2 separate regions of the Homo sapiens genome follow, and region 1 is linked to region 2. The links are chromatin loops, found by intact Hi-C in ENCODE. Cell type or tissue: ascending aorta. All regions are shown on one strand. Each heading gives the region's core, and the rest is flanking DNA. Links, peaks and the distances in the headings are about the cores only. Region 1 overlaps SLC8A1 (solute carrier family 8 member A1). Region 2 overlaps SLC8A1 (solute carrier family 8 member A1).

Evidence for each region. A loop is a pair of places that touch in the nucleus more often than their neighbours do. Peaks named below come from ENCODE experiments on the same cell type or tissue, not always from the same donor. Only the 100,000 strongest peaks of a DNase experiment are listed, where the experiment ranks them.
Region 1: it touches region 2 in a loop (4-fold over the local background); 2 of 110 quality-filtered maps call a loop at or near these places.

The regions. Positions count from the first base shown.
Region 1 is chr2:40,322,544-40,337,973 of GRCh38, forward strand. The region is part of intron 2 of SLC8A1 (solute carrier family 8 member A1); the gene reads right to left. Among named protein-coding and RNA genes, the nearest start is that of SLC8A1, 120 kb to the right of the region's middle. In ascending aorta, for the core only: no CTCF peak of the experiment used is centred there; a DNase peak (open chromatin) is centred at 7,233; H3K27ac peaks cover 1,102 bases.
Region 2 is chr2:40,368,927-40,384,356 of GRCh38, forward strand. The region is part of intron 2 of SLC8A1 (solute carrier family 8 member A1); the gene reads right to left. It also overlaps the pseudogene LOC124905995. Among named protein-coding and RNA genes, the nearest start is that of SLC8A1, 75 kb to the right of the region's middle. In ascending aorta, for the core only: no CTCF peak of the experiment used is centred there; no DNase peak of the experiment used is centred there.

The DNA of each region.
Region 1 (15,430 bases), core at 5,858-8,357, 48 kb before region 2:
TGCACACCTTTAGTACCAGCAAGTCAGGAGTCCGAGGCAGGAGGGTCACTTGAGCTCAGGAGTCTGATGCTGCAGGGAGCTGTGATGACATCACTGCATTTCAGCCTGGGTGACAGACCAAGACCCTATCTCTAAAAATAATGATAATGATAATAACAAAAATAATAATGCCTTCACAAGTATCTATAAAACCAAGTTTGAACACTACCAATTTAATAAGAAATAAGATGATTATAATAAATGCCACTTATATAGTGCCTACCACCATTTATTGGGTAACACACACACACACACACACACACACACACCACACACACCCCACACACAGAATCTCATTTAATCCTTAGAGCAACTCTCTCTGGTAGGTTTTATAATTCATATTTAAAGATAAATAGAGACATATTTAGCGTTGTTCAGAAAAGAAGAGGCATATTCCATTTCATTTTTGCTAAAATTTTAGTTCAATAATTTTTATAATTTAAAATTGAAGGATTATATAACACTTAAACTAATGATGGACAGAGATTACTGACAGAAGGTAGGAGCATTTACAGAAATATTCTTATTTGTAAAGCAACATCACATAGGCAACTATAATGCTTTTGTTCTCGAGCTTCCAGTGTCTTTATCATAGAAAAATTACAAGATTGATAATAATTTTTCTTAAATGGCTGTGAAGACTGACATCCATTGCAGTGTTTCCTTGATAAATAATCATCCTGGATTCTGTCAATATTTCCCTTTCATAATTTGATATACAAATGGATGTAACTTAAGACTTTAAGACACTATTACTGTCCATAAAAAGCTCACAGGTCTTGCAAATAGAATTGTCATGTCTGAATCTCAAATTATTTCTTCACCTGGTTTTTAAAAAAGGTCAATTTCCTTAGCTAAAAATAACTGAGTGATTAATCTATTCAACATAAAACAAATCTGGATTCTGACTTACTTGCCCATCCTAACTTCTTTTTTCAATCCCCAATTTAAATTTCTATTAACACTCATTCCGTAAATATTTGTCTGGCAAAATTCAAGTACCAGGAAACAGCATAATGCAAAATTAACAGAGTAGCACTATAAAGAAGCATATGACCCAAACAGCTGCAACTCAATGATTATCTGTCCCAATGCCCAGTTCCTAAGGGGGGAAATACAACAAAAACAAACCCTCCTACCCAAACGGCTTCCGAGAGTGTTTAACTAGATCCTAAATCCATTGCTGAGATTTAGAAATATTTTTAAATGTTTAAGGGATATGAAGTGATGCCAGAAAACTCAGTCTCTTATCAAGGTATCTATTTCACTTATGAATAGATAGGAAACTAGTATGAGAAAGGTGTTTCAGGAGTTTAATTGTAAAAAAATTATAAGAATTTTTTAAAGTCTGTACAAAATTTTGCTTATTTCCGTGCATACTTAACTTATAAATAGAGTTACTATGCCATTTATATTCCAAATTGCAATGCTTAGCAAGTTAAAGGTGGGGGGGGGGCTGTTAACAATTACAGTATGTGTAAACCAAGATTGTCTCATGAAAAATGCGGCATATAGTCACCCTACTTATAAATAAATTTATGTAAAAAGGTGATGGAGATATTCTAAACAGAAATCCACGAGATTGAAATATGATGAGGTAAAAGGAATTAGTGAAGAGCTTTTAACTTTTAGATCGATACTGGGTTAAAAGTAGAGGTAGCATGAATTGATACTCTAAGTGAGAAGGTAAGAAGGGCTTACATTTTTAAAGAGGGGAAACGCTCACAAAAGTCAAGGAGTGGGAATTATACCTGGTTTTGAACAGACAACTATAAAATGGGGTTCAAATAAAGATGGGGCTATTTCAGAGGCACTTCCTAAACCAACATGGCAAGATTATTTAAATTTCCTGTTGTACACTTAAACAGGATCAAACATTCCATTTCTTTCCTAACTCAGAAGTATTCTTCCCCTTGTTATCACTACGAAGGGAAATGTCATAGATTCCTGCTCTAAATATGATTCAAAGTGAAGTAGCTCATTTGTTTATTAAAAATGTAGGGTTTTAGTCTCCACAAAGTGGCAATTTTGTTCATCCACTGGGGAGAATTAAGTTATTAGTTTCTCTCCCTCTCTCCCTTCCTTTCCCTTCCCTTCCTTCTTCCCTCCCTGTCTTTCTCTCTCTCTTTTATTCAGAGGCATCAATGTCTCAAATCTTAAGTTTATCAGGAACATACTACTTTTGATTCCCCACAAAGGTTGCATCTTGACAAGTTCTTGGTTGAACTAGAAATGTCGCAGTAGCATGTTTTGCTATTAAAGCACACCTGGAGGAAAAGAACATCCTCTGATGGTGCAGCTGTTTCCAGATGACCTCCTTGCAGTGCAACAACCAAATGACTGCAAAGATGATGTGGCTGAGATATGGCCCTGGATCTCTCCTCTCCATGTGCCCTTCTGTATCCTAACAGCACTTCCACACTCTCTTCTCCAAGGAATCCCCACCACATCCCTTCTCACTCTTTCCTTAATAATGATCCAATTTATTTATGTGAAGGCCCACTTCCTCCCCACAGACAGAGTCTGTAGAGAAAAAAAAAAACTACAATTAATTCCTTATAGGGAAAACAACTTGTATTTTCTCTTTTATGACCAGAAAAATAGCAGACAGTTTTCCTTGTGAGGCTTCAGATTGATGCTCAATGATGTAGAAAGAGCATAACTCTGCCAGCCCTAGTAAGTGCCATGAAAATACTTGACCTTTTGAGGTAGGGCAGGAAGAGAATGTTTCTTGAGAGGGCTGCCAGGCCCCTGAAACCAGGAAAAAGTCCCAGCCTGGCCCAGGGAGCTGCTTTTCCCTTGCAAACCAGTGGAGCAGATAAATAACTGGGCTAATGATATCCCTGAGAAAGGCTAGGCATAATGACTACATTTTCTAGAAACTCATTATTCAATTTATGAGCAACCTAAGCATATAAGAAGGCTGCACCTTTTCATATTTTGTATCTCATTGTTATATTACATGTTATATTATAATACCATTAAAAAATTGGGTCAGTTTCTTTCAGATCCAGTCTTAAAACCTGAATCAATATAATAGGTGTTTGATTTCAGTCATAAAAAATAAGCATCTCTTGGGCCGGGCGCACGCCTGTAATCTCAGCACTTTGGGAGGCCAAGACGGGTGGATCACAAGGTCAGGAGATGGAGACCATGCCGGCTAACATGGTGAAACCCTGTCTCTACTAAAAATACAAAAAAAAAAAAAAAAAAAAAAAAAAAGTAGCTGAGCGTGGTGGCAGGTGCCTGTAGTCCCAGCTACTTGGGACTGATATTCGATATTTCTTTAAGTTTCACTATCCTTTATAGGTTACCTAGAATGGGTAAAAAGGTAAAATGCACATTAATGTACACATGAGAGTTCACTGCTGGGCCTCCATAATGTCAAGAAGCATGAGCTGCCTTCTTCACACGCCCACAGGGAAAGTCAGCAACTCACCTGTCCTGAGCTGACTGACAAGCAGATCTACTGCACCTTCTATCAGCAGCTGTGCAATCTGTACAGTGGTGAAACTGAGGATATCTTGTCTGGATTTTTCAGACAGGCCTAGGTAGCAAAACTATAGGACTCACTCATTTGCACCAGCCTCTTCGAACTCAGAGCTAGGGACCGCAGCGTGGAAAAGGCTACTGGGGTGCCTGCCCATACTCTCTGTTTTCTGTTTACCCCTTATTTTGTACTTGTCTTTGCCTGTGCTGCTAAACCTCCTACTTTTGGTACAGTGCACTATGTAAATCAAGAGAACAGATCTCCTGGCCAAGACCACCTCATAATATAGATTAGAGGAAAGATCAAAAATAGTCATAGCTTTTGAAACCACAGTGCTTCTATTTGAAAGGCTCCAATAAGCAGCAGGGAAGAGATAAAAAAAAAAATGGTGAAGAAAGGGAACATCAGAGAGTTATCTTACTGTTAAAAACCTTTCTTCTCTGCCTTGGTCTTTTCTTGTCACAGCCCACTCATTTTGCTTCCCCACCTTCCTTCTTAACTATCCTCTTCCTCTCTTTCTCTTTCTAACTTTCGAACTGCCAAGAGTTAAAGGAAAAGGTGGTCCCCTTGTCCAAAATGAAGAGATGAAACAAATTTCTGGTACTGATCAATGGTTATGGTCATCACTACTATGGGCTACTAATGGTTCTTGACAGCCTAGTAATGACTTGCATATTTAAAGAGGACTCCTTTCAGTCACTTCCAGGAGGGCCTGTGTTTTAAGTATTCTCTTAATCTAATCTGTTTGATCCATTTAAATTGACGATGTAAATTTAAAGATGATTGTGTGGAAACAAGAGAAGGATCCTAACCAGACTGCAGAGGTATTGATCCCAAGGTCAGGGCTCATTAGTAGAAATTGCTAATGGTCCAAGTAATCTTCCAAGCTCACTGTACAATATTAGGTCCTCCATAGGAAACAAAACATTACTTTTGTGTAAAACAACTTGTAACAACAATAGTAATACAATATACCTATTTTAAAAAGAAAAGAAACTACTTACAATTCTACTACTGTCTTAAATTATATAATTTTAATTTATTCCCTTTCAATCTTTCTCATATGCATGTTATACATTTGAAACCTATAATGCACAAATAATTGTATGCCCTGCTCCTTCTTAAATGATAATTACATTTCTAATTTGATAGTCTTCATAGTTTTTAAAAGTTGCATGATTCCATTGAATGACATACAATTCACATGAACATTCCACTGTTACAATACTGGACCTTTGAATTGTTTTGAAAGAACTCTGTGAAGTATGTTTGTGCATATGACATTTTAACATTTCACATTATTCCCCTAGAATAAAGTCCCAAAAGAGGCATTATGTGTCAAAGGAAATAACTGTTTCATGACACTTAATACATGTTGCCAAATTTCGCAGCATAGCTTTTTAAAAAACGTTGTGAGCATGTTCTTTCTGCAAATCACTTTGCTAGACTGTGAGGCACAAATGAATGAGTTTAAAATACAGTGCTTCACCGTGGAATACTATGCAACCATAAAAAAAAACATGTTCTTTGCAGCAACATGGATGCAGCTGGAGGTCATTATCTTCAGTGAATTAATGCAGGAACAGAAAATCAAATACTGCATGTTATCACATATAACTAGGAGCTAAACATTGGGTACACATGGACATAAAGATGAGAATAATACGACACTGGGGACTCCAAAAGGAGGGAGGGAGAAAAGGGCTGAACAACTACCTATTGGATACTATGGTCCCTACCTGGGTGATGGGATCAGTCATACCCCAAACCTTAGCATCATGCAATATACCCATGTAACAAACCTGCACATGTACCCCATGAATCTAAAATAAAAGCTGAAATTATTTAATAAATAAGTAAATAAATACATGCAGAAATAAAACTGAAAAAAAAATACAGTATTTGCCCTGAAAATCATATAATACAGTTGGGGAAATAAGACATACACATGTGAAAAGAGAACTAACAATACCAACCACAGGAATTCAGAGAAGAAAGAAAAAGAGCATATTTAGCAGAAGAGGGTAAAGAGTTAGACTTTTGGGATATTCTGAGGTTTGGATGAGTTGAGGTAGAAACTATTCAGGTCGATAAATAGAGTAAAAAGAAAAGAAATTAACCATTCCAAGGAATTTTCTGTGACTTAAAAGCACTATGTGATTAAATTTAATGTATTATCCTGGTCCACATAGACTCCCCAAGGATCTTTCCATTATTAGTAATAGTTATTCTTTCACCTTTGTCCTTGAAACATCGACTTCCCCCGTTCCATTTGATGTGATACTGTGGAGGTTTATCTCCTCTGCCTCTAATCAGTCCTTAACTTCTTTCTTTTAAATTCATCTTCCTCCAACCACCACCATGAGAACATTTCTCAAAGTTCTCCTGCAGTTTTCTCCTTCTTTATATATTTCTGTAGGTAATGTCACCTGATGACTTAGCTCTTGTCATTACTTCTTGCTGCGAATCCCCCAATCTCTATTTTCAGCTCTCAATTCTCATTTTTGTTCGCATACATACATTTTCCACTGCCTCTTACAGCAGTTTAAACTAGATATCCCAAACTGAACTCTTTCTGTGGTCTCTAGATAATCTGAAAGCACCACAGTTCGCAAGCGTGTCATCTTTCAGGTCTCTTTCATCTTCATAGCTCACACTGAATCAGTTTCCAAATTTGGTCCCAGCTTCCCAGTGACTTCCAATTTCCTCCTATTGTAGGTGATCAAAATCTCCCACCTGGACTATTGCAAGGGCTCCCCCATCTGATCTGCTTGCCTCCAGCTTCAGCCCCTTCAATCTGTGGTCTACACCATTACCAGTTGCCTTTTAAGAGCACAGAGTAGATTATGTCACTTGTCTGCCCAAGGACTTCCAGCAACTCTAGAAAACCAGCAAAGCCCAATCCAGACACATTAATGTATCCCTCCTGGTCCCTTATGGTTTCAACTCACACTACTTCTCTATTTTCATCTCCTCACACTACAACCTCACACACACACACACACACACACACACACACACACACACACGCACTGGACTATTTAAAATTCACTGAAAACAGACAAACTTTCACTCGGCCAAACCTTTATTCCTGCAGTTTCCCTTGAATGAATACTCTCATATTCTCTGGCCCATTGAAACCTTACGCAACCGTTAGGTCCAACCAAATGTTATCAGTTCCAACAATCCTTCCCAGACCTCTGTCTCCACAATCTGAAGTACTATTAACTTCCTGTATTTTACAGCACTGAATGGTTAATTTTCTTGCTGCCTGTGCAACTACAATGTTCCCTTTCTGGAGGCCAAGTTAATAAATTCAATACATCCAAGTGTGTTTAAATTTTTTAATCTCTTTGGCCAAGGGCTGAACTTCCTCTTGCTGTTTGTTAAATGGCTATTGGAAGATCTCTTGCTAAACCTGAAAGTATTTAAGATGTTCAACAGAATCCTCATTCACAGATGTGAGGAAGAATAAGAGATGGAAAGAGAAAAGGATTTAAGTTACTAATGATTTTTCTTTCCAATCAGCCCTATGACGTATCTTCAAAACCAGGCCAAGAATTCTCATCACTTGTCATGACGAGTCCCTTAGCAAGGATAGGGTGCTGCACATTCAAGTTCTTGTTTTAGGCTCTTGCTCCCATCCCAGGCCCTTGCTTAGGTTTAAAGTGAGAGCTTTAAGCAGGGAAGACTCCCAGGTTGCAAGTATTCCTCAATCCCATCCCACTGCATGTGATGCTGACTGGAGTCCTGGCACGCTGTCACAGATCCTAGCATAAAAATAACCTGAGGTAGGATAGAGGGGAAAGAGAGGAAGGGAATTTATGACCAACCCTCCAGCTTTATTTATCACTTACCCTGGGAAAGTACTATGTAATAAAAAGGGGGGGAAAAACAAGACAGCCAAGCTATTTAAAGAGCAGGAGCTGAAACTTCAGAAGCATAAACTAATGTTTCTAACTAAAAACGGGTGTGGAGCTTAAAACTTTTCAAAAAGTAGATGCTAGATGCATATCTTAATAAAAATGAATTTTAAATAATATTTTTGAATGGACTATCCTACGCTATTTATTAGGACTAATGGTTATTCCCAAGACCCGTTCTAACTTCTGATCATTAGAAGGTACCATATTTTTCCATTTGCATAGTAGAGGCAGGATGATAGTATATGTTTTTGTCTGAAGTGAGACTATTAAAGGAAACACATTAAAATGATGAGGATAAATGGTCATGTGTCATCAAGGCCAGTCCTTCCTGCCATTCTTTAAGCTGAATTCCCATAAAATTTAGTTTTACCTCTTTGAAAACTATGTGTGTTGTTGGACTAAACGTAAGAAAAGAACAAAACCAACCAGTGAATAATAAAGGCAATGTCTAAGGCTGACTACATTTGGTATATTAAAATAAAGTAGAAAACTGGAAATACAAGAGTAGTATTCCTTTATGTTTTCTAATTAGTCATTTCTGATGTTTTCCCTGAATTTACACATCAGTCCATTATTCCAAGCAGGGACACACACACACCCATCAATAAATTACTATTATAAAGAGAGGTAATTGTCTATATACAAAATAAATATACTACTAGTTGCTTATAGTTGCAAAGGTAAATGTGGAAATTCTCTTCATTTTACCAATTACCAGCTCATAAAGGAAAAATAAAGTTAAAATATATTCTCTTTTTGCACAGACTGCTAAATAATTGACTGATCATGATTAATCAAGTAAATTGAGGCATTCTGGAAAAATGACAAATGGCAAGATTTACTGCCTCTGGAATCTACGGCATTTGCTAAATATAACTTGCTTGTAACTACAGATAAATATCTAATCTAATACAATCGAGTTACCTGCAAACCAGAGCCACATACAAAATTGAATGAATAAAAACGTCTCAAAAGACAATAAATACTTTCTTTCTTCCAAATGAAATAAAATCTTATGATAGGTTTTGAGGAGTACACGTAGATGCTAGGAGCATCAGCTTTGCAGGCCTGCAGACAAGGGTTCAAATCTTGGCTCTAAGCCTCTGATTCCTACCTAGGAAAATGAGGGTGATATTATCTATGGTATGAGATTGTTATAAGAATTTATTGAGATAATTCAGTAATTGCCATATAGTGTGCTAAGCTTAGTGTCTGGCACATAATACATTATCAATAAATGTGTCTTATCATTACTATTGTCATTATTTATTACCACTAGTGAGAGGCTAGAAAGTGAAAAGTCTAACCAATGCTTTTAACTTCATTTTCTACAGAATATTCATAGAATATTCATAGAATCATAAAACACACACACATAATGCCTACTATATTTGGTACTTGTCTGTATTCACTTCTATGACCCACTTTAATGTATATGCAACCCTACAGTAAAGAACACTCCCGGGAGAATAAAAAAGTGCCCTTTATATTAGCAAAATTTTATGTGAGTTAACTGCATAAAATAGGATGAGTTTTGTACTAAAACTCATCAATTATTTTTCATTAGGGTGGCTTTTTATTTATTTATTTTATTTTATGTTTATTTTTTTTTTGAGACGGAGTCTCGCTCTGTCGCCCAGGCTAGGGTGCAATGGTGCGATCTCGGCTCACTGCAACCTCTGCCTCCCGGGTTCAAGCGATTCTCCTGCCTTAGCCTACCGAGTAGCTGGGATTACAGGCGGCCACCACTGTGCCCATCTAATTTTTGTATTTTTAGTAGAGACAGGGTTTTGCCAGTTGGCCAGGCTGGTTTTGAACTCCTGACCTCAGGTGATCCATCAGCCTTGGCCTCCCAAAGTGCTGGGATTACAGGCGTGAGCCACCGTGACCGGCCTAGGATGGCTTTTCTAAATATTTTCGTCTATGATAATTTTTCTCTCCATGTATTTATTTATTTTCAGACAGTTTGAGGTTACAGTGAGCTATGATCGCACTGTCTGGAGTGCAGTGGTGTGATCACAGTTCACTGTAACCTCAAACTCCTTGGCTCAAGTGATCCTCCCACCTCAGCCTCCCTAAGTGTTGGGACTATAGGCATCAGCCATAGTGCCTGGCAGTGAGTTTTCTAAACAGAGATTTACTAAAAGGCTTGTGTAGTGACTTGGCAACACCGTAAGTATTTTATTTCTAAACTTTGAATGCCTTTCTAAATGTCACAGGCTAGGTCTACGTAATTCCCTTTACAGCACCACATGCAATTGGCTGTTTAGAAAATGCTTTTTGAGGATGGTGAAGAGCTCTGTTTTTCATTAAGTGGCTTTGAACTTTGAGACTGCAAGTCCTGACTCTGGATTTACCCTTTACTTCACTACATAATTCAATTCAAACAGTCAAATGATATCCTCTTTCTGCAACATGTGTGTGGGGGGAGGACGGGGGCGGGGGGCGGTGTTTCCCCTTACTTATGTATCTTTATCCCGTGAGTTCATTTTAATGAAAGAACTCCAGTCTTCCCTCAACTTCCTTATTCTGACCTTGTGCTCTAGTACTAAGTAGTGACGCCAGGGAGAAAAAAGGCTGGTGAGCCAAAAATGGCTTAGGAACATAATTCTCTACCAAGCTGCAGAAAATAAATGACAGGGTTGGCTGAAATCCAAAGGTCAAATATATACAGGCTTTCTTATGGGAAAGGAATGTCAAACCTGTTTAAAAATCCTGTGAAGTGAGTTTATAATCCCTGACTACCAAAATTAACCATCCAGCTGAATCATTTTAATATTTCCGTGAATAAAGTAGATTGATTAGCTTTTCCAGAGTTATGTGTTATCAGATAAACAAACCAATATATTTTAAATAAATCCTTTTGACCCAAATGGCATGGTGGAGCACAAAATGCTTAAAAGATGCCCTCTGGACCTCCTAAGGTTTTTCATAGGAAAAGTAAATTAGCTAGACTATTTTCCTTTCTGCACAATGCAATACAAGCTGAAATAAAAATGTAGCTTTCTCTTCCTTAGTCTTCTTTTTTAATGCTTCTGAATTATGTTAGAATTTTAGAGCTTCCAACTGGATTAAAAATTGATTCAGCAGAATGGTAAATTACGAAAAAAAATCTCTTAACGAAAATACTTGTTGCACTCAGTTAAAACTGTCTTTTAGGCCGGGTGCGGTGGCTCACGCCTATAATCCCAGCACTTTGGGAGGCCAAGGCGGGCGGATCACGACGTCAGGAGATCGAGACCATCCTGGCTAACACGGTGAAACTTCGTCTCTACTAAAAATACGAAAAATTTGCCAGGTGTGGTGGCATGTGCCTGTAGTCCCAGTTACTCGGGAGGTTGAGGCAGGAGAATCCCTTGAACCCGGGAGGTGGAGGTTGCAGTGGGCCGAGATCGCACCACTGCACTCCAGCCTGGGCAAGAGAGCGAGACTCCGTCTCAAAAAAAAAAAAAAAAGAAAAGAAAAAAAAAAAGAAAAAAGTGTCTTTTATTCCCAAGCTAGCATAAGAATGTTGAGGTAACCAATGTTATTGGGGAAAAATCTGAATTCTATTCATTTTATTCAAGACCTAGGTATCCCATTGAGCTTATTCTACTTTGTGGTAGAAAATATATATATTTTTCTAACTCTCATATCTTCTTAATAGTATAAACAAGAATAAATAAAACAATTTCAATTTTAAGAGTCTCCTTATCATTATTGTAGCATACCATCACTTGTCCCCTATTAGTTTGGAGTCAGTAATCATCACACAAAAAATATCAATATGGGCTGGGCGCAGTAGCTCACGCCAGTAATCCCAGCACTTTGGGAGCTAAGGCGGGTGGATCTCTTGAGGTCAGGGGTTTGAGACCAGCCGGACCAACATGGTGAAACCCTGTTTGTACTAAAAATACAAAATTAGCCGGACATGGTGGTGCACACCTGTAATCTCAGCTACTTGGGAGGCTGAGGCAGGCGAATCACTTGAACCTGGGTGACAGAGGTTGCAGTGAGCCGAGATGGCACCATTGCATTCAGCCTGGGCAACAAGAGAGAAACTCCATCTCAAAAACAACAACAACAAAAAAACAATCAATATGCATTATCATGTATATCCATTTTGTTGCAACATCATCAACATATCTATAGAAACATAAGTGTTAGAATTAGCTAAAAGGAGCCTTAGAGACTATCCACCTGCCTTGTTTCTGAAGTAAATAAAATGAGGTTTAGAGAAGTTAGTGATTTTCTCTGCATTCCAGTCCAATGTGATGTTATCAATGGAGGAAAGAAAAAGTACCATGTACTGAATATTGTATTAGGCTTTTGATGACTTTTAGCCCAGTCAAATACTCAACGATTTAATACCAAAGGCATAACCATTTCAGTTTTATATAGACATGACTTAAGTGTAGTTTAAGGCCATATATCTGGACAATGACAATATTTTTTACAGCCAATGCATATTTTTGAAATCACACTAGAAAATGAAATGTATTAATACAATTTGGATAATATATATGTGCATTAAAATTCTTAAAAGCTTATTTTATTGGTACCAGTAATAAAATCATTATCTGTGATTCTACCCTGGAGAAGGAAGAAGGGTATGTCCTGCAATGCACTAAAAGGGCAGGAATCATGCCCTTAAAATGTCCTGAAAACATTTTTTTCAGCCATAAATATGAATAACCAAAGTTGAGGGTTACGCACTAATGGCAAAATTATCAGATCATTGATCAAATGACGTGCTATTTTCAGGCAGGCAATACCATAATAGCAAAGCAAAGAGAAATCTAATTTGCATCTGGGACATTTAAAATAAATATATTAAAGAAGAACTGTTGAGCCAGTCCCTCGGCCATACTGCTCTCATTCTCAGCCTAAAACTAGTCCCTCAGCCTTTAGGGGGTGAGGGGGCAGCAGTAGGCTTCATGTCACCTACCACTGTCCTTGTCTTCCCCCTAACCTGTACCAAGGCCTTCAGTAAATTCGGTCATCCCTGCTTTAGCCAAAAAGCCAAAAACTCTACTGATATCAACTCATGGATCTCATTCTCCAAAGAGGTCATTAGTGCTCCCATTTTGTAAACAGTCATATTGTGAATCCCAAATGAATTTCCTGCTAAGATAAATAGATATAGGGAAATAGTTTTGGATATGGATATGATATAGATATACAATATCCGTATATTATTTTCCTACAATTATCATACTACAACTGGCTTTCTTTTCTATCATTTTAGAAATTTAAATAATGTAAAGACAAAGCAAATAGATGTATGCCCATAAAGTTTAGCAATGTGCTCATATATTTTTCTAATTTCCTAGAATATCAAAATATGAAGAAGCACTGAAAGAAGAAACATCTACCATATATTGATGTATTTCAAATTCAGATATGGCTTCATCTGGAAAGCACACTCCCTGTAATTAAGCAAAAGTGGTTAGTCTATAACCATAATTAAATTTATATTGTGTTGTCAAGTTAAAACTGTGAATACTGTGTACAACCAGGAAAACTGGATGGGAATGACTGACTTAATAAACTAACTTCTTTTAAGAAATACAATGAACATAGCTTCCTTTCCCTTAATTGTATTTTTAAAAATCATGTGAATAATACAAAAATATCTATGCTACAATATGACAGCCCTAAAAGAACAGAAATGGGTGTTTTCCATGGCCCACAGGGCCAGTCTAGGAACAGCCCTTTGCTACAAACTACATAGATCATGAAACTGACAAGTGATTGAAATAAGGTAATCCTTTTATTAACAGGAAATGAATGTGTTTTGAGGCTCTGCCTTTGTCATGATTATCTGGCTCTATGTGAATACAGGCTCTTTGGGAACCTGATCCAATTTATATCAGTGGAATGAGCCTATCAGAGAAATTCAAGAAAGAGATAAGTGAATTAAGTTTAGAAAGCACTACACTGCTAGTTGGTATATGAACCAAGTACTAGAAAGTCAGTGGGGAGAAAGGAAAAGTCCATGAAGTGGGTAATGCTAGAGCTACACCTCAAACAAGTTGGTATTTACAAGGCAGACAAGATAGGGTGGCATAGTTCCTTATGATGTCATGCCATGACTTAAAAACGAAATCCCTGCCAGTGGTGAAGAGCAAATGGCTGTTCTCTACAATGCTCCATTCCCCTCTAATCTCAAGGATGAATTTGGCCATCCTAATTCCACTTTATGTGGTACCTTAAAGACATCTGAGCATCACTGGTACAGCAACTATCATATTGCATTGTAATTGCCTGTCCTTCACTTGAAGGTGGGAAACATATTTATATCACACTGTACCAATGTCCAGTATATCTTATACACTCAAATGAGTAAACAAATTAATGAATGAATAAGGATTTAACCAAGACAACAAAGGCCTTGCAGGGGCCTCTCTTGTCTGCAATTCATCATAATGTCCACTAAAAATCTCAGAATATCCATTTTATACATGGTCAGGCCTCGGTACTCCTGAGAGGCCTAAACTAGTACAGAGGGCTCCTCAAGAGTTCCAGATAAATCTTATTTAACCATAAGGCTCTTTTCTGAAAAAATAGTGTCACATCCCTTAGGGAAGTTATCTAAACTGACCTTTTCCCCTGGGAATCCTCCAGTCATTGGTCTAGGCTTCATTTCTGAAGATGCTATGATAGGCTATCATAGATATAGACTGTTAAGTTCACTTTCGTTCACAAAAATACAGGCATGAACCTCTGTGTACTGCCAGCATGTTCCGCTTTAGGATGCCTTAATATTTTTATTCATGTTTTCTTTTTTCATGAAAAAAATAATAAAGTCCATGGTAATATTATAGACTGTGGTGTCAGAGATGTCACATGGAATCTTGACTCTGCCACTTTCTGTTTAACTCTGGGTGAATTAACTCCCTGAGCCACAGTTTCCTAACCTGGAAAATGGGGATAATAATGCTTACTTTATAGAGGTGGTGAATATAAAATAAGATGCACCTGGCATAATGTACCAAATTGATATTCAGTAACTAGCATCCTTAAAGATGCCTAAGAAGATATGAACCTCTTTGTAATGCACTTCTAGAAGCCAACCAATTTTTCTCAACATGGTTGGAAACAAGGCAAATGTTGCTTCTTTTTACATATAAGCATGATAATTGTGTAAGCGTTTTAACTAATGTGCTGACCATAGTTTACAGTGCTGTGTAAGTTCAAAAATGTCAAACACATTTTTTAAGAATGGGGGAAGTAAATACATTCACTGTTTTGAAATGGTATTTTGATATTTATACATCAAATGTAGTATTTTCTTAGGTATAAAATTTTAGTATGTTTATGCATCATCATAAACAGTGATATTGTTTTGTAAATATCATACTACTACTCAAGACAGCTCAGTCGTACAGAGTAGTTTTATTTTCTCACCCGAGGACCCTAAATTCTATAAACTTTAAGAAAGTACCTGATTCTACAGGGAACCCATGAAGGAAGTCAGGTAAAAAAAGGAAAAGCAAGAAAAACAACAAACCACTCACCTCCATAGCGCACTCAGCAATGCAATGGTAGTTAGCAGATCCAATTACCAGCTACTCAGTGGCACTCAATGGTATTACTTGGTATGGATTCATCTCCTTATTTTCTGTTTTGCTTTTCTCTGTATACTTTAACCACAATCTCCTAAACCTTTCCCCCTAGGTTTCCATTCCATTTATTTTCTTGTGAGTTACACTCCTATATTCCTACTTATGTCCCTAGGAAAATGCAAAATAATTCCTTCTATTCATGGAGAAATATACTATCCTGATGATTCTATGAAGTTTTCTTATTTCAGTTATTGTACATCTTCCGAAGTACAGGATAAACATTACATTCCTTGATTCTTCTTTTTCACTGTCAGTTCTACCTACTATTTAATAATACTAAATCATGTAAGTTAGATGTCTTACTAGTATTTAGTTCAAAAAGTCATTTTGAGGTGTGAATATAGAGGAAAGGGTGTTGAGGCAGAGAG
Region 2 (15,430 bases), core at 7,042-9,541:
AGCAGTGAGAAAATAATTCCTTACTCAATCAATTGTGCTGGGATAACTGGCTAGCTGTATGCAGGAGATTGAAACTGGACCCCTTTCTTTCACCATACAAAGAAACTAACTCAAGATGGATTAAAGACTTAAATGTAAAACCCCAAACTATAAAAACTTTAGGAGACGACCTAGGCAATAACATTAAGGACACAGGCTGGGGCAAAGATATAATGACAAAGATGCCAAAAGAATTGCAACAAAAGCAAAAATTGACAAATGGGATCTAATTAAACTAAAGAGCTTCTGCAAGGCAAAAGAAACTGTCAACAGAGTAAAGAGACAACCTACAGAATAGGAGAAAATTTTTGCAAACTATTATTGCATTTCTTACCACTTTCACCTCGTCATCATCTGAGCTGGTTGTTTCTAGTGTGTCTGCAACCTCAGTGTTCAGGGATATGAAAACCATTAGCGGAATACATAAAGCATTAAGTTGGAAACAAGTATCAGCACAGAATCTCTCTTGTTAACATGCATGAACTTCAAGAATTCCACTCTAAGAGAAAATGAATAGATTTAGCATTGCTAATGTTAAGAGTTCTGTCTGTTTTTCATCCACCAGTTGTCTGTGGATGTTTTACTGTACTCCAGTCAAATCTTAGTTGTTTAAATAATGCTTATTGGGTTGTGGATTAGCCAGCTCTAATGTCCTGTCCATCTATGTCTATCAGCCATTTCAATACTTGTTAGTACCAATACCATGGAGTACGCAGGGAGCAACATTCTGGCAAGTAAACTGGATTTTCTTTAGCAGATCTTGTAAATGTCTTTCCAGTTAAATTGTTGAGCCATTGGCCAGAGCCAATTGAGGAATCATCTGTGGTTGGGCCTGACAGCCAATTCTGAGAGCAGAACACCATGAAAAAGAATTTCCTATGACCACTGCTGGTGTAGAAAAGAAAAAAAACCAAAAAAATAAAAAAACTGCTTAAATACACTGAAGACATAATTCAAAATTTATTCTTTGTTTTTAATATCTTTGTAATATTTCTGTAAAGATAAAGATCTATAAAATAAAGACCACAGAAGATGGAGAGAAGTTGAGATAACTGTAAAATCTTATCTGTTGCTGTTAGTCTTAGCAAACACAATACAGGGAGACATGGCATTTTAATAGCTTCACATGTGTAAATTCTAGATGATCTAGGCAACAGATTCAACACACAATACCAGTTAAAATTAAGGAAAAAGGTCTCATTTCTGTACGCTTGTTGGTGAGTCATTCATTGCGTGGGCAGGAGTGATCACCCTTACAGAATTTCTTCTAGAACCATAACCTCAGTTGGTGAGTTCTGAGAGCTCAGACATTTTTCTAGAAACTAAACAGGGTACAGGACACCAGAACCCTAGGGAATCAATTTACATTTCCAACTTTTCTTCCAGCACCCACACCACCTTCTCCCCAACTTCTTATATAGCAAAGGCTCTCTGGTGCCTCTTTTCTCTTTTCCCCTTCATCTTGCCTCAGACTTGTGTGTTGGCCTCACTTTCCTAGTGTTGTTTTAAAGTGACTTTGCTTTTTCTCATGTAATTGACAGGCTAAACTATCCTTGCGTCTAACAAAACATCCTGGAAAAAACTGCATTTCTTAGATATCTTATTCTTATCAGAATGACTTGAGCTTTCTGCCAAAACTACATTTAACTTGAATAATGAATTATAAAATATGTTAAATTGACAAATGACACTAATTCAATAAATATATTACAAAAAAGCAAAGAAAGCCTCTACTGTATTCTTGAGTCAGTATCTCATGAAACTAATACCAACTCCAGTATTTTACAATTTACAAAGCACTTTCATACCTGTATTCTTACTTATCAGCATTACTAATACTGTATTACTATTATCATTTCCATTTTACAAATAAGGAAATTGAAGGTTTATTGAAGTAACTGGAGACACTGAGAAAGTAAACCCCAAAGCTCATGAAGCCAAGGTCAGTGCATTTTATTTAGCATGACTTAGTACACTAGTTGCTATTTGAAGGTACCCCTAGACATTCATTTCTATAAAGACCACCTACATTTCATTTTCTGACTCGGGGTACCTAAGAGGCTGTCTCTCTTACTTTCAGAAAGGTTTTGCTACATGGGGACAAAAACTAGAAGGGATCTTTTCTAGCAAAATAATGCCTAAGGTTCAAGGATTTCTTAGTATGATATTGGTGGTCCCTGGCCCAGCCCCTGGAATGATCCCTGTGTGCATTCATTTCAGGTGTTCACAGGAAAGTCTAGATTTAGTACAGGCTCACATTTTCCTTTCAGTGTAGGGGTTAAGATTTTGATAAAGTAGAAGCAAATTGCTCAAGTTAAATCCCTTCATTGTTGCCTTTCAAATATACATTACAGCTTCAGAAATAGGGTGGACTTTAGGTAAGAAGGGGGAGAAAATGGTGTTAGGCAGAGGCCAGGGGCAGTCCTGTTGACTCTCATGGATCTGACAGGGAAAATCAGTAGTTTCTCATTGTGAACATAGGCTTTGATGTCTAGCAAAGCTTGACTACAATGTTACCAAGGCTCAGGGACCTCACTCTTAAAACACAGAAGATGTTAGTGTCTTCTACCTCTTAGGGTTTTTGTGAGGACCGAATAGGCTAATGAAGGTAAAGCACAATACATAGTCAACTTGCACATAGTGAATGCTCAATAAATCCTAGCTCTTGCTATTATGAGATTTTATCTGATTTTGGAGATAGAACAGAGACACATATGTTTAAAGAGGAAACAAGAGAGAACAAAGGTTTAAACTGTCTTTGAGATGGGATGTGCAAAATTGTCTCCCAGCAGAAAGAGTTGATCATATCCTCTGGAAACCCGATCTCTGGCAGGCAGATTCTGAGGCTGTGACATCACTGATTCTTGTTGCTGTGGCAGCAGCCCTGCAGCCAGACAATACGGTTTTACAACAGAACCAGGTCCCCAGTTGGTCTCCTGGGCCAGGCACTGAGACAAAAAACCAGGACTATATTCGTACATGGAACTGGGATGTAACATCCTACCCATGACTTAATTTATAAGCATTGTTTATTCTCTTTGGAGCAAATGAAATGCTTTTCCAAGGGACAGCTGCAAAGGCCAAGGATTTGAAAAGAAGAAAATTATGATAAACCCCTCTTAATGCAGGAAAGATTAGATAGCTTGCTACCAGAAATCAAGAAATATTTATAATAATCACATTCAACCCTAGACTTTCCTCTAAGAATCTAAACAGAAAACTTTAATCCTCCAGAATGTAAACTGATGCCATGGCTATATATGGTCACAGAAATCCTAAGGGGAAGAAAAAGAAAAGAAGAGGGGGAGAAAAAATAAACACCCAGTTGCTGTGTCTCTTAAATTGGTGTATGTGTGTTCTACCACAGAGATCTGTTAACCTTGGCAAAATTTACAAGTAAGAAGCATTAATCAACTTTACACAAGTACACGTGACACTTTCCTTTTTAAGTGGAAGCCACAAACTCCTCTCCCTTTGGGAAATCTCACTGTCATGCTGAGGATTTTTCTTCATAGATAATACTACCATGGCAAACATCAAAAACAACTGGATTCCATATTCTGTGGGCTTGACCGCCCCATGAAGGCAAGCAATATTAACTTTTCTTGTGGTTGACTTCTTTTCTTTTTTTCTCCTTTCTCTACTTCTTTTGGCCTTTAGGCTAGAAAGACTGTTTCTTGAAAGTATTCAACTATTCTTGGAAATTGCAACATTTTCCTGCATTCTTTCTATGTTGAAGACACTTCCAGACTAAGTTTGGGTTCTAGGGAATCTTGCAGAAGATACTTCCTCCCCTGTAGTTAATAAGCCATCGCTTATACCACGGTATTTTGTTGTTTGACTCACGTCTCCAGTGTAACAGTGGAAAGTCATTATCTCTGGCTTTGGTGTTAACATAGGGAGGGATAGCAAATTGCCTCACTCTACTAGTGAATGAATAGAAGAGAAATCCTTGATGGTTTATCAAGAGAGGTATTATGGGAACACAAAGGAAAAAAATAAATTCTTACAAAATACCAACAGCAGCCTTGCAATCCCCGTCAAAATGTACCCAACCAACTTAAGGGGGAAAAAAAAATTCAAACTATGTCCTAGCCATAAATTGAAGAAAGAAGTCCAGAAATGTTAAAAATGTTTATAATCATCAAAATTAGTATTTTTTGCCTTGAAGGATGTCTCTTTAAAAGGCTATTCTTACCAGGTTTTGTGTTGTAATATTAAAAGTGGCTTACAAAAGAGTGAATGTCAATTGCAAAATTAAATTTATCTCTGGGTATGTGATTCTATCTCTTTACTAATATACAAAGCTGTCTTGAATGATTTACACCTACTTTCCACCCACAGGTCCTCTGCCAGGGTCAATCTCAGCAGAAACATGACTCTTCAAAAATAGATCATCACAGTTGTGATTAAATCTCCCATGTTCAAAATTTACAGCCTATAATTCAATGCCGATATGAATAATGACTTAAATAAAAAGTTACAGTCACCCTCTTTCCCCTTCCCCCTAAAATGACCCCAAGACTAATTTACAGTTGTGGGAGGTGGGGACTAAGAGCTCTTGAGTATCTATTTTAAGCTAGGCATTTTTCAAGTTTTTTTACTTACATAACCCTATTTAGCCTGCCGAACAATCCAGTGGAATAGTACTAATTTATCTAATTTACACATAAGGAAATGAAGGCTGAGAGAACTTGAGTAACTTAGCCAAATAGTACAGTTGGATCCGAGGCTCAGAATTCCCACTTTTTCCTTCCTACAAACAAACAGTAGATAAACAAAATATTCATGTAAGGCTTAATGGCAGGTGGCATGAGAGTACTGAATTTCATTGTATGTATCTGCACCCTCCATTCCCCCATCTTTTGCCATTTGTGCTCCATATTCCCTGACAGTGCACCAAAAACAATAGGTTTAGGTATTCTCTTTCAGATATCTTCCAAACAAGTGTGCATAAAATGGACTAGAAGGCAACTTGATAGAGCAAATAAATTCACGTGCTCTTCTCAAGAAATCTGAGAAGAGGTATCAGATACACTCCTTGCCTGACCCAGTGTGAAACACAGGACGCAGTGAGGTAAAGTTTGGACTTTTCCATCCTCAGAGCACACACAAATCCACTGAGGATTAAAACCACACAACCAGGAAAAAATGTTAAGTTACAGAAAGAGCTCTTTAAAGCCAAAAGTCATACAGCTCATGAGAAGAGAGAAGTCACTTTGTGCTCAGGTGAACAGGAAAACTTTAAAGAAAAGATGGAATAAGGCCAGGCACAGCGGCTCATCTCTGTAATCACAGCACTTTGGAAGGCCAAGGCAGGTGGGTTCCTTGAGCCCAGGAGTTCCAGACCAGCCCGGGAAATATGGGGAGACCCTGTCTCTGTATTTATATATATATTTATATTAAAAACAAAAACAAAAACAAAATTTAAAAAAGAAAAGATGAAATGAATAAAAATAATTTATATATGGAAAGGACTTAAGGCTATTCAGGTGTGTGTGTATATATATATGTATGTATTTGGAATTATAAACTGTACATTTTGCATAGGGGTGACTTGATTACAGCAAGGGAAATTAACCTGCCCCTGAATAGGCCTGTAAAGGAAAGAACTAGGTAAAGAAACCATTTAGTAAGTTATTACCCAAATCCAGCTTTGTTGGTGATAAAGTGAACCAAGGTGATGGTGGCAGACAGAATAAGAACAATAACTTTCCCAGCCTGGCCTGACACACATTCAGGCCTGATACACACACAGGCTGTATCAGCCTGGCCTGATACAGCCTCTAAAAGATTATTCTAGAGGCTGATCCCACATGGTGATAATAAACCATTTCAACTGCTTTGTGAATGACCAAAGATGACATATGTTTAAGGACTTTTTTTAAGAATTGAGACACTGAAAATACAGACTAGCCATTTTTAAAAGTACTCGTCAATATCCACTAAAAAGGAGCCCCTTATATTTTCATCTTCCTTATTTACCAAAGCTAGCTTCATCAGTATAAACTAGAAAGGTAATTCCAGAGTAATAAATCTTCCATGGAGAGCTCTCTACCTCTGGCTGCTTGATAATGAATTTAATCAGTCGGGAGAACAGCCCTGTCATTATGGATTAATCACCAAAGACTGTTTTGGTAAGTTGATGCTGTGTTTGCAGCTGATGGTGGTCACAAGACACACTTGATATTTTTAAGAAATTTAGAGATTGAAGGAATGCTCAGTTAATTAACAACCACAAAACACAACAAACAAAAAATAGAAACCCTAAGAACAGCATAAACACAGATATTAGTACCTTTGGCTTTGATGAATTCAAGACAGAATTGACTCAAAATATTGGTAATATTTATCTTCCTGTTGGTTTGTTTGGTTTATTTTCCAATCCAATTAGGGAATTTTAAGCCAGTGGATTCTGGAGCAGGGTGAATTTTCCTAACAAACTTACTTACAATATATCCAATTAGTAAAGTGCAGCTCATTTTAAAAAATAAGCATTTTAATTGGATAGTTTTATTAGAAGAATTTTATGTTTCCTTTTCAACATGGTATCAAATACCATAAAGTCCTCATTAAACTTTCATGTATATGACTCCAGGATCATTACCACAGATAGAATTAAGTAAAGTTGGCTAAGAGTGGTCTAGTCAATTATTCTCCTAAAAGATATTAAGGATTTCAGATGAGTTAAGACCCACTCCCAAAGAAACTGAAACAAGTTAATCACTTGACAACTATATCAAGTTATATGCTTAGGCTGGGAGTGGTGGCTCACACCTGTAATCCCAGCACTTTGGAAGGTCAAGGCAGGCAGATTGCTTGAGCTCGAAAGTTGAAGACCAGCCCAGGCAACACAGGGAAACCCTGCCTCTATAAAAATACAAAAATTAGCTGGGCGCAGTGGTGCACACCTGTAGTTTCAGCTACTCAGAGGCTGACATGGGAGAGTCGCTTGAGCTTAGGAGGCAGAGGCTACAGTGAGCTGAGACAGCACCACTACACTCCAGCTTGGGTGACAGAGCAAGACCCTGTCTCAAAATAAATAAATAAATAAATAAAAAGTTGTAATTTGTAGGTTGACTTTTTCAACAGTATATTTAGAATGCTGAATGAAGAGGTAGACTCTCAAACCTAAAATTTTCTTCTAGAATATATTTTTTTCCAACATCTTTGTCATTCCTCTTAAGTTTCACTGATTGCAATATAAGTTTGTGACTTAACTGTTAACCTATCAGTCTAGTATTTGTGGCCAACCTTAAGCATCTAACAATGTACAATTTACATTGTACCTCAACGGTTTCTGTCTCAGATAAGCTAACCTAAGCCAATTTTGCTTGTCAATATTTTGGTAAATAATCATGGTCACCTGGGATTAGAGATAGACAGTAGCTATGGTTTGTTCGCCTACAATTTCACTATCAAACGTTCTGTTCTATAAAAGCAAGTCTCAGACTAAATTCTGCTGAACCTTCCACATTTGTTTACAAACAGGCACAAAATAGACATTGTAAATCTGAGGAGGTCTCACTCTCTGTTGTCAGTCACTCTGACATTTACCTCATAAGCAATGTTCATGCATTTCAGTCAAGTTCAAAAGTGGCGAAAGGAAAAGAAAGGAAAAGGGAAAGGGAAAAGGAAAAGGAAAGGAAAGTTCACGCTGTGGCAGATGCAACCAACAAACAACAGGACCAGGCAACCATGGAGTCACTTAGCCAGTGGAGGCCCCAGTGAAATGGGAGACAAGGACCGATGATGCTTTGACTCTGTGTACTAACTGCCTCAAAAGTATTGAGCAGCTGGGCTAGCAGATTCTATATGTCCTTAATGCAGGAGGAGTAGGGCTTATAAAATCTCTCCTGTCAACTAAATAATCTGAATACTTGTAATTTCCAAAATGGAAACTTATTCCATATGTCTATTATAATTACCATGCCCTCTATTATGCAATAGGTAGAATTCTAAGATGACCCCCATGAACCATGACCAGGTATATAATTCTCTTCTCTTGAGTGGGAACAATACATACAACTTGCTTCTTATGAATAGAATATGGCAAAGGTGAGGGGATGTCACTCCTAAGACTGGGCTATTTTGTATGGCAAAAGTGAAGAAAGTGTGCATATGTAATTAAGGTCCTTAATTATTTGACTTTAAGTTACTCAAGGAAGAGTTTATCCCGAGTGAGCCTAGCCTAATCAGGTAACCCATTAAGAAGAGGGTCCAGGGCTTCACTGAAAGAAGAAACTCAAAGACATTCTCCAGTTGGCTTTGAATAAGCAAGCCACCATGAAGTCTATGGATTCGAGAAAGTGAATTTTGCCAAAAACCACATGAGTTTTGAAGAGGACCCCAAGCATCACATAAGACCCCAGCCTTGGCCAATACCTTGAGTGCAGGCTTGTGAGACCCTGAGCAGGGAGCCCAGTTAAACACTGCATGGTCTTCTAATCCATGGAAACTGAGATAACAAACGTATGTTGTTTTAAGCCACTATATTTCTGGTAATTTGCCATGCACCAACAAAAAGCTAATATAAAAATATTTGAAGTGCTTGAAGTCTCACTTCTGAATTGTGTGCTTCAGATGCCAACTCACAGCCCTAGAGCAGAGCTCAAAGTGAATCTACACACACATGCACCACCTGTTTTTTTCTCAAGTAATTTAAAATAGATTTCCACCATAGATAATAAAAAACTCTGGTCCACATACCTGGTCTTAGTCTCTAGATACGACATCACCGAGTATGAGTGGGAGCTGGAAGCACTGCAGATATTGTTTAGTCTTCTCCTGCCTCTCCAATCAGGTCTACTTCTACTACCTTCTCCCTGTTATAGATGACAAAGTAGAGCCCTACAAAGTTTCTGTGGCTTCCTCAAGGCCATTCAGTTGCAGAATAAGACTGAAATCTTGTGTCCTATGGTCATCAATTCAAAATGTTTTTATTTCACCCTGTTGTAATGAAGTCTTCTTATTGTCTTATAATTTCTACCACAAACTCCAACTTCATTTCACAGGTTTTAAAGAAAATTATCCTGTACTCTTTGTCATCCATTCATTCATTCATCAAATATGTATTAATAACCTGCTGTATGCAATGCGTTGTTCTAGGAGCTGGTGATAAATCAGTGAACAGAACAGATAAAAATCTATGCCTTTATAGAGTTTAAATTCTGGTGAAAGGGAAATAAGAAATAAGAAAAACCACTGAAATGCCTAGTATATTTCATATTGATAAGTGCTCAGGGGGAAACAGTATATGGAAGGACATGGGAGCTGCAATTTCCTGGATTTCAGGAAGATCTCTTGCAGAAAAGTGCCATCTGAGTAACAGCCTGAAGACAAGAAGGGAGTGAGTTAAGCAGGTATGTGGAAGAAAATTGTTCCAGGCAGAAGGATGAAGAAATGCAAAGGTTATGTGTGAGTAGAAACCTTGGAGTACAAGACCTAGAAAAACTGAAGGAAGCCCAGATGGCTGAAGTAGAGTATGTGATGGGGAGAATGGGTCTGACAGGTAACAGGAGGCCAGGCTTTGTGGAGTTTTTACTCTCAGTGAAGTGCGAAGCTAGTGGAGAGTTTTGAGCAGAGGAGTGTCTGGGAAAATCAGCATTATTTCTTGGGAGTTTCAAACTAGAACCAAGTCAGAGTGTTCATATAGCTGATAACAGTTTGTACCTTTCCTGTGGAAGAGAAAGCTGCCCGTCATCTGCAGAGAAAGAGGAATGAGTCAGACACATGGAGAGAAGTAGAGGTCAGAAGCCAGAAAGAATTCAGCCAGGTATCACACACATGCTCCTGTTCCTGTTAAATTCCTATTTTGGCCCAGCGAACTCACTTCTCTCTTTAAAATGGCCTTGCCCCTCATTTTGCTGAGGTTGAGCTCAATGCCACCTCCTAGAGAGGTCTTCTTTGACCATATTCTAAAGTAGCAGTATCAAACACTCTATCTCCTTCTCCTGCCTAAGTTGTATTCATGCTAGGCATTTATCACCACTTTACAATGCACTATTTATTTGTTCACTGTTTTGTTCCCAGACTGGAATGTTCACCCCATGAGGGCAGGCTCTTTGTCCATCTTTGTCACTGTTTTACCGCCAGTTTCCAGAATAGCATCTGGCTCATAATAGATGCCATTTTAATAATTTTTTAGTGAATAAATGCAAATACCTAAAATCCCCATGGTTATTTACTCCACTTGGAAAGCTTGTTAAAACATGAATTACTGGACCCTCTCTTGAGAATTTCTGATTCCGTTTTGAGGTGGTGCTTAATCATTTGAATCTCTAAGCTTCCAGGTCATGTCCTTGCTACTGATCCATGGACCACACTTTGAAAACTACTGTTCTATACCTCGCTAGTTTCTGTTACAATTAAGAAGTTTTAGCTAATGTAGATGACTTGAATTCTTTTTTCTTCAATTTTTCATATGATTTTTGTTTTCTTCCTTCAACCATAATAAGATGATACTTAAATTTTGTCTTAACCAGGAGATCTATAAATACAGGCTTATCCATCCCACTTATAAGCATGGCAAATGGTGCTTCTCAAAAGTGTCCCCCATGAACCCTCTGGTCACCTAACCGAAGTCGCCCCCTTGCCTGTCCTTAGCTTGACTATGTTGTGCAGCCATTTCACTGAATCTCATTCCAGACTAATGTTTCCATAGCCTTCATGATTTTGCCTTTTTTTTTTTCCCTGCAGAGAATGTGTCTGTTTACCGCATCACCATCACCTTTGGGACCCTGTGCCTTTATGTCAGCACTGGTGCTCTAAGAGGCTTCTTCTTTGCTCATTTTCCCAGAGCCACATTTTCCTTGGGGCAGCATCTTCAAAACTTGCCACTGAAGTCTCCTGAAGTCTTTCTAAATATCTATTAAAGTTCTCAGGCTAAACTTAATGTAAAACATATACTCACAGTAAAAACTTAATGGCTCACTCAAATATTTTGCCAATATGGAGCCATTAGGAAAGAGCTCTAGTAGGTCTCATACTGTTAGAGATGTGAAAATTAATAAAATACTTTAAGTCTTATTTATGTCACTTGATACCACATGTCAGCACATTTTCTGACATTATATCATAATGTCTACAATGAAAATCATGGAAAATTTTGGCTTACTACATTTAGCTTGATCAGTGCTTTGTAGTTTACAAAGCACTGTTTGTTGTTCTATCTCAATAGCAATGCCAAGAGGTAAACCGAACAAGTATCCTTGTACTCATTTTCCATATGATAAAGCTGATGCTTGAAGAGGTCAAGGGCTTGACCCCAGGCCATGCTGATAGACAGCAAGAGTCACACTCATATATATGCCAAGCATGCAAGGCCCTTGCCTTCACAGTCTATTTACAAAACAGCCTGGAAGAATAATAAATCAATCCTAAGAATTGCTATGAAATGCCTTTAGCATAGGCATTAATGTGCAATGGATGTACAGCCTATTCAATTTCTTCATGAATCTCTATAGTCTTCACAAGGAACTTTCACTAGAAAAAAAGACAAACTTATCTGTTTTATCTCATTTTTTTTTAACACCAAGGACTATGAGACAGATGCAAAATCATTTTTGATTTGTTGGTTGAGGATTGACTGAAATCATTACTAATTATTCGGCACAAGTGGGTTCCACCAGCTGCACTTGAAGAACACTTCAACATCCTAAAGCAAAATAAAGTAGCTTACGGCAAGTGATGAGTGCCTTAATTATGTTATTGCTACACTTACTGCGATTTCAAAGATTAAACTTAATAGAATTTCCTGAGCAATGATGGTCCACACTGGATCTGAGGGGGCTTTTCACAAAGGAAAAGGAGAAAATACTTACTAACCTGGCTACAGCTAGATCTGGCCTCCCTACTAAAATGAGGGTTACCAGGTGTCCTACTTCTTCAGGGAATGTGCTACTTTTCAACAAATCACCCTGCGTATGGGATCCAAAGTAGGGCAGTAAAAATGTCTGGCTTTCTGTGACATGCCAGATTCTTCTCCTCTCTCTGACTCACTGATTTTCCACACCTTTCAGTGTCCGAGTTTGAAGTTTTTCTTAGACTGAAGAAACTTAGGATTGGTCAATTCCCCAAACCTCTTCATTTCCTATAGCAGAATGTGATTAAAGAAAAATTTCCACCAACCAGGCAAGCCAAATTTTCTAGATTGTATATCCACAACAACAACCTCAGCTGGTTGCTCCAAACATCAAAATCGGGGGTTGGCTGCACTCGGCAATACCACCAGCCCTGCTTGAAATGGTTTACTGCATGATGAATGCTGAACTGTCACCTCTTCCAGGGAGCCTTTCCCAATCCACTACATGCTCCACCCACCCACCCACATGCTTGGCTGAAATTAACTTTTCCATTTCCCTGTCCTTCCACAACACTCCTTATATACTTCTCTTAAAGTAAGTATAACAAGATTCCTAGTATCTTAGAGATTCCTGTGGGACAAACTTCACAACTCCTTTCTCTTCTCACATCTCTCCATGAGTTTATGAACCTTCAATTCATATCTCCAGAACAGGTTTCTTTCTCTTCACTTCGTCAAAATTTTATTCATCTCACAGAATTCAGGTCAAATGTCTTTTACCTGGCCCCATTCTTCCCATCTCCATAAAGTTAGTCAAAACTTCCTTCATGATCTCTGATAACTATGAAATGGACCCAGCTGTCCTATAGAACAGATGTTTATGGTTTCTTTTAAATAAACATAGAAGTTGACTCTCCCAGTCTTAAAACTTGAGAAAGTTACATTTGTCTTATCTGAGTTCCTTTTTCAGGAAACCAACCATTGGGCCTCCTAGATAGTATCAAGGAACTGAAACTTTCCAGATCACCATCTGGACAAAGAGAAGCCACACCCCTCACCTATCATGACTGCCTAACTGACCACCTGCTTCCTGTTCACCAACTCCTCTTCCATACCTCTCCCTAATTCCTGTTCTCCTCATGTACTTACATTTCTTCCCTGCTCTACAAACCCGATTTTAGTCAGTCAGGAGGATGGATTTGAGACTGATCTCCTATCTCCTCGGCTGCAGCACCCAATAAAGCCTTCTTCCCTGACAATAATCATTGTTTCAGTGATTGATTTTCTGTGCAGCAAGCAGTAGGACCTAACCAGAACCCCTGGCATTTCAGTAACACACATTTCTCTACTGTAGCACTAATATTGTAATTAGTTTAATTATTACTTTACATATCTTCTTCACTAGACTGTGAATTCATCCAAAGAGGCCAAGCTTAATGACCTGCCACAGAGTCTAGCATATTATAGCTCAGAAAGGCATAACAGTAGAAGTTCTCCTAACCAATCTCTACTTAATGATGACTTATTGGTGAACTGAACATTCTCTGTAGCACAGTGAGTACATACACCTAGTAGGCGGTCTTCAGGTACATCCAGATGGTAGAACTGCACATTTGCCAAGGGTTAGTATTTTTATTCCGTAACCTGTTTACATCACTTTTGTTACCGTAATTTCCATAATTTGATTAAATATTATTCAAATCAATAAAATATGAGTGTTTTAAAACAGTTATCCCTATAAGAAACAAGCAGAATGCCTTGTAAGTACTAATAAACACTCCGTAAAGACTAGTATTATTTTCTTTTGACTGCCTGATTTGATGTAAAGAAGACAATTATAAAAGACTGGGCAAAATATGTATGAACTCTGCAATTAGATTGCCTTGCAACCATCTAAACTGAAAATCGTATATTATAGGTATGGTTTGAGCAAATAAGAAAACACAAATTTACAACTGGTGGACCTTTGCTTAAAGAAAAGCTTTAATTGTTCTACTAAAATAGAAGTGAGTAAATGTACATTTATATGTTTTAGTTAAAATAGAATGTCTATTTTAAAATTATTTAAAATTCCTACTTTGACATTTTGATTAACTACCAGGAATATAAGAGGGATTCTATTATAATTATGTCTTTCTTGGTTGATTCATTCATTAATTCATCTGAATAAACACTTGATGAATACTATATTTGCTTTTATACTATTTAATACACAACCTGTCTTATGGCATTTATTGTTGACATATAAATGTGGCACATAGTGCTTGGCAAATTAGGTACCCAATGATAAAACACTAAATGAATCTGGACCTATTATCCCTGCTTTGATTTTGTTTTTTAATGATACGTTCTGTTTTGACACATCCTTGTATTCAAAATTGGCAAATTAAAGATTACAGACACGTTGTAGATAATAAACATAAATCATGGAGCAAAGTTTCATGAATTTTTCACATTTTTTTGAAATTTGGAGAGGCTATTGTTTGTATATCTCACTTGTCACTTAGTAACTTTTACATACCGGAACAAATTTGATATATGTTTTTTGTCCTTAGTTGGACAACAAAATAACAAACATTATATTTTAGAATTGCTCTTATCCTTCGCCATGTTTATAAGAAACATTTGACACAGGAACCATCCCAAAGACATTTGGTGACTGTCATTCGCTTCATATTTTGGTAGAGAGCATCACTCAAGTTTAGTAATAAAAATAATAACAATGAGCATATTTGCCATGTGACAGACCTGTGTTAAATAATTATATAAATTATCTCTTTCTAGATTTACAACTATGATAGTACTCACTAGAGAAGTAGGTACTAACAGAGAAAAAAATTAAATCTTAGATAAAAAAATTTGCTCAAGGTCACACCAACTAATTAAGTAATACTTAATACATAAACAAGTATTAAATATTAAGTAGTTGTCACTTAAATCCATTTGATGGATTTTGTCAATTTATTTGGCAAGACACTATTTAACAAAGGTACAGATCCACAGAAGTCACAGACTGTGGTATATGAGATGCATACGTGTGATAGGGAAATTGTCATAATTAATAGCATCTGTAAACATTATCCTTAACAGAAATTTTAGAGATACAATGTAGTCCTATATCCAAGAGTGAACCTTCAGTCATTCACAGATCTGGTAACAGGGCATCTGCGAACTTTACAATTCACTATAAAGTAATAAATGGTAAGCACTGGCCAGGTGCAGTGACTCACACCTGCAATCTCAACATTTTGGGAGGTTGAAATGGGAAGATTGCTTGAGGCCAGGAGTTTTACACCAGCCAAGACAACACAGCAAGAGCCCATCTCTACAGTTTTTTTTTTTAACAGTTAGACATGGTGGGCCTGTAGTCCCAGCTACTCAGGAGGCTGACACATGAAGATCACATGAATCCCAGGAGTTGGAGACTGCAGTGAGCTAAGAATGTGCCACTGCACTTTAGTCTGGGAGACCGAGCAAGACCCTGTCTCTAAAATAAATAAATAACATTTTAAAAAATGTTAAGAATTATTAAACTGTTATTTATTGTATTAACTAGAAACTTTCTTGATTCACTCTGTATGTTATTGA